2 separate regions of the Homo sapiens genome follow, and region 2 is linked to region 1. Evidence: read pairs that join two places in POLR2A ChIA-PET (ENCODE). Cell type or tissue: B cell. All regions are shown on one strand.

What was found. Peaks named below come from ENCODE experiments on the same cell type or tissue, not always from the same donor. Only the 100,000 strongest peaks of a DNase experiment are listed, where the experiment ranks them.
Region 2: POLR2A ChIA-PET joins it to region 1 with 7 read pairs; 15 of 35 experiments call an interaction of 5 or more read pairs at or near these places.

Annotation. Positions count from the first base shown.
Region 1 is chr1:26,533,038-26,535,537 of GRCh38, reverse strand. All of the region lies in intron 1 of RPS6KA1 (ribosomal protein S6 kinase A1), which reads right to left. Among named protein-coding and RNA genes, the nearest start is that of RPS6KA1, 4.5 kb to the right of the region's middle. In B cell, no CTCF peak of the experiment used is centred here; a DNase peak (open chromatin) is centred at 1,427.
Region 2 is chr1:26,681,469-26,683,968 of GRCh38, reverse strand. No RefSeq gene overlaps it. Among named protein-coding and RNA genes, the nearest start is that of ARID1A, 13 kb to the left of the region's middle. In B cell, no CTCF peak of the experiment used is centred here; no DNase peak of the experiment used is centred here.

The DNA.
Region 1 (2,500 bases):
TGGGCGTTTGGAAGCTGAAAGAAATTGCCCCACCCCTCCTAGAACAGGGAGAGTGTGGTGAGGCAGACAGGAGGTTCCCAACAGCTAGGAAGGCCTGCTCTAGAACAGGTCTGGATCTGGACTTTGGAGCCAGGAGCTGGGTCCATGGGGCAGCTGTAGCCCTGCTTGGCTACAGCTGGGTAGGCACAGCTGTGCTCTACCCATTACATAATCTCCCTGCCCCTGGAACAGCTCCCCATTGCCACTCCCAGGACATCCTGCCCCCTGAGCCCCTTTAATGCCCCTAATCTCTCCCCAGGGGCCAAATGTTCTACAGGCCCCTCCATGCACACATCCATACACACACTGTCATCTCTCAGCAGCCTGGGGAGAAGGGATGGGTTGGTCAGGGCCCAGGGGCTGGGCTGTGGTAGGGATGCTTTTGTAGACTGAGCTCCACTTCACCCAGCATTCTAGACTCTTGACATAATTCCTGCAGATGATCAGAACAGCCTACCCACCAGCTCCCTGCCCCACAGCCTTCCCCACTCCAAACCCTCATCATTCCTAAAATCAAGTGCAACTGCTGCACTCAACTCACTCAGTCAACATTTGCTGAGAACCTTCTATGTACCAGGCCCCAAACCCCTCTGTGGCTTCCACTGCCTGTAGAATCAAGTCCCAGCTCCTTAGCATAGAAATCAAGGCCATCATCTTCAACTGCCCAGCACAATAACTAGGAATGTAGGTTTTGCAACCTGACCTTGTGGGTTCAAATTCTGGCTTCTACCACCTGCGTGACCCCTAGAAGGTTAGTTCATTTACTGGGGCTTCAGTTTCCTCATCTGTGAAATGCGGATCAAAGTAACATACCTCAATGGTGGCGGCAAGAAGCAAATGAAATAATGCCTATAAATATATACACCTGACATGTAACTGGCCTACAAACAATAGCCATTCTTATCATTGGGCCCTATTTTTGAGCTAAACTGAACAACCACAGACCCTGAAAACAGTCTATTTTATATCCCCAGCATTTGTATGGTGGCTCCCTCTACCAAGAAAGCCTTTCCTGCCTTGTCACTTTGGCAAACTCCTGATCTTTTATCAGGACTGAATTCAAATGTCACCCCTGTCCACACAGCCTCATGTTCTTTCCTCCCTCCTCTCTACCCCCATAACCTAAGCATGCTGCAGGTTAACTCGGGAAGGGGCCATGGCTTGTCCATCATCAACATCTTGGCACCCAGCCAGAGTCCAGCATGTGGTTTATCCAGTGAAAGTTCAACCCAGCAAAGACAGCAAGGAGGCCAGAGCAGGTTCTATTACTCCTATTTTTCAGATGAGGCTCAGGAGAGTTAAGGGACTCACCGAGGTCCCTCAGCAGGCAGGTGGCAGACATGTGACCATAACCCAAAGTCACGTGGCTGCAAGCCTACTGAGGGTGGGGAGGAAGGGGTAGGTGTACCTAGAGGTGTGGGTTTCTTGAGCAGTGGCCTGGATGACTTAGGGACCCCCCGCTCTAAGGCAGTCTGGCTGCCTCTACTCCCTGGATCTCTGGCTTGGGTGTCATTCTTATGGAACGCCAAACCTGTAAGAGTAAGGGAACAGGCAGCCCTGGAGAACAGACTGGTAGGGGGGTCAGGGGGGTTGTGGGGTGCTGGCTTCCCACTCAGAGCCTGGGTCCTGGGTCCGGGGTCATCTGCCCCTCTGGCCTGACTGCTGCATAGCAATCCTTGAAAGAACACAGCTGTGCAGCCACAAAGATACAGCCACTAATCCTAGCTCTGCCAGCCACTTATTCTGCCCTTGGGTCTGTCATATCACTTTTTATTTTTATTTTTATTTATTTTTTGAGACAGTTTCACTCTTTTGCCCAGGCTGGAGTGCAGCGGCGCAATCTCAGCTCACTGCAACCTCTGCCCCGCTGGGTTCAAGCAATTCTTCTGCCTCAGCCTCCCAAGTAGCTGGGAATATAGGCCGCACCACCACACCTGGCTAATTTTTGTATTTTTAGTAGAGGCGGGGTTTCGCCATGTTGGCCCAGCTGGTCTCAAACTCCTGACCTCAGGTGATCCACCCGCCTCAGGCTCCCAAAGTGCTAGGATTACAGTCATGAGCCACCACGCGTGGCCTCATATCACTTTTTGAAGTCTCAGTTTCGGCCAGGCGCAGTGGCTCATGTCTGTAATCCCAGCACTTTGGGAGGCTGAGGCCAAGAGGCCTCACAGATCACGAGGATCACGAGGTCAAGAGATCGAGACCATCCTGGTCAACATGGTGAAAACCTGACTCTACTAAAAATACAAAAATTAGCTGGGCATGGTGACACGGGCCTGTAGTCCCAGCTACTCAGGAGGCTGAAGCAGGAGAATCACTTGAACCCGGGAGGTGGAGGTTGCAGTGAGCCGAGATCACGCCACTGCACTCCAGCCTGGTGACAGAGCAAGACTATGTCTCAAAAAATAATAATAGTAATAAAGTCTCAGTTTCCTCATCTGTATCACGAGGGCAGGTGTGT
Region 2 (2,500 bases), 150 kb before region 1:
GGAAGTGTGAGCCACCATGCCTGGCCCCAAACCCAATTGTCTGTTATAGCATTTGTAAAAGTATTTGTTAACTATGTGATGTTTACCTTAAACTCAAAACATTTACCAGTTGACAGCATTAGACTCCTAATAATTTAGAAAAGAGAAGAAAACAAATTCTTAAGTTCTATACTGCTTAGGCATTCATATGGGTAGTGCTGGGTACACAGTAATAGAAAGTTGTTGGCAAGAGGTCAAATTTATAAAAGTATATTGAAAAATTATTTTAAAAGGAAAAAGCAAGGTCCAGCATGGTGGCTCACACCTGTAATCCCAGCACTTTGGGAGGCTGACGGTGTAGGATCACTTGAGTCCAGGAGTTCGAGACCAGCCTGGGCAACATGGTGAAAAAACCCGTCTGTATCAAAAATACAAAAATTAGCCAGGCATGGTGGCATGTGCCTGTAGTCCCAGCTACTCAGGAGGCTGAGGCAGGAGGATCACTTGAGCCCAGGAGGCAGAGGTTGCAGTGAACTGAGATTGTGCCACTGCACTCCAGCCTGGGCAACAGAGTGAGACTCGTCTCCAAAAAAAAAAAAAAAAAAATTGAAAAAAGGAAGAAGCAGGCTGGGCATGGTGGCTCGCCCCTGTAATCCCAGCACTTTGGGAGGCTGAGGCGGGTGGATCATCCTGGCTAACATGGTGAAACCCCATCTCTACTAAAAAATTAGCTAGGCATGGTGGAGCGCACCTGTAGTCCCAGCTACTCAGGAGGCTGAGGCAGGAGAATAGCTTGAACCTGGGAGGTGGAGTTTGCAGTGAGCTGAGATCAGGCCATTGCACTCCAGCCTCGGTGACAAAGCAGGACTCCATCTCAAAAAAAAAAAAAAAAAAAAAGGAAGAAGCACATTTCACTAACATGGTATGGTGTGCTAGAAACTTGCCTGTGACAGTATATGTCACATTTTCTTCCCTAGACGAGGAAAATCAGGGAGATAAGGTCAGCCTAAAAGTTGAAAGAATATAAAAACAAAATGAAAGCAAACAAATTGGGCAGCCTCTTGGGTCTGTCATTATAACACTCAGAGGAGACTAGCTCAAGTATTACATGGGAGGACAAGGTGCCTGGGTGATCACCTGGTGCTCCAGTCTGTGAATCTCCTGGGTCAGAGTGCCTCAAGAAGGAAGCCACAGTCCTCACTCCAGACCAAGTTGTGTGCCAGTGATGTACAGTACTAGGAATCCTTCTTCCATGGGGAGCTATTGAGGAGCAACTCAGTTCCAAAACAGGGTTTTCCAAATTGCCTCACTCTATAAGCTTCCCTGAGGGCCAGGCATTAGGAGAACTTGCCTGGTGTACCTGTAAAGGAAAAGGAAAACAACAGAGGCCACAAACCACAATGATGTAACTAAGTATGAAAGAATTTGTAACAAAAATAAAAATAAATTTTGTTGAATTATTTCAGCTTTACACTTAAAAATCAGAGACCAAAATTCCTTTTTGAATTTCTTTTTCTTTCTTTCCTTCCTTCCTCCCTCCCTCCCTCCCTTCCTTCCTTCTTTCTTTCTTTCTTTTTTTGTTTTGTTTTTTGTTTGTTTGTTTTGTTTTGTTTTGCTTTTGAGATAGAGTCTCTCTCTGTTGTCCAGGCTGGAGTGCAATGGCATGATCTTGGCTCACTGCAACCTCCGCCTCCCGGGTTCAAGTGATTCTCCTGCCTCAGCCTCCCGAGTAGCTGGGACTACAGGCGAGTGCCACCACGCCCAGCTAATTTTTTTTTTTCTTTGTATTTTTAGTAGAGACGGGGTTTCTCCATGCTGGCCAAGATGGTCTCAATCTCTTGACCTCATGATCTGCCTGCCTCGGCCTCCCAAAGTTCTGGGATTACAGGTGTGAGCCACTGTGCCTGGCCTTTTTTTTTTTTTTTTTTTTTTTTTTTTAAGACGGGTCCCGTTTTTTCACCTAGGCTGCAGTGCAGTGACTGGAATGCAATGGTGTGATCATGGCTCACTGCAGCTTCGACCTCCTGGGTTCAAGTGATCCTCCCACCTCAGCCTCCCAAGTAGCTGTGACTACAGGAGCACACCACCACACTGGGCTAATTTTTCTGTTTGTTTTTTTGTAGAGATGGGGTCTCACTATGTTACCCAGGATGGTCTCAAACTCTTGAGCTCAAGCAATCCTCCTGCTTAGAGGTGTGAGCCACTGCAACTGGATCCTTACTGAATATTCTAAACTTTTACTTTGTTTTTTTTTTTTTTTTTTTTTTGAGACAGGGTTTCACTCTGTTGCCTAGGCTGGAGTGCAATGGCACAATCTTGGCTCACTGCAACCTCTGCCTCCCGAGTTCAAGTGATTCTCCTGCCTCAGCCTCCTGAGTAGCTGGGACTACAGGCAGGTGCCACCGCGCCCAACTAATTTTTTTGTATTTTTAGTAGAGACGGGGTTTCACCATGTTGGCCAGGCTGGTCTCAAGCTCCTGATCTCAAGTGATCCACCTGCCTCGGCCTCCCAAAGTGCTGG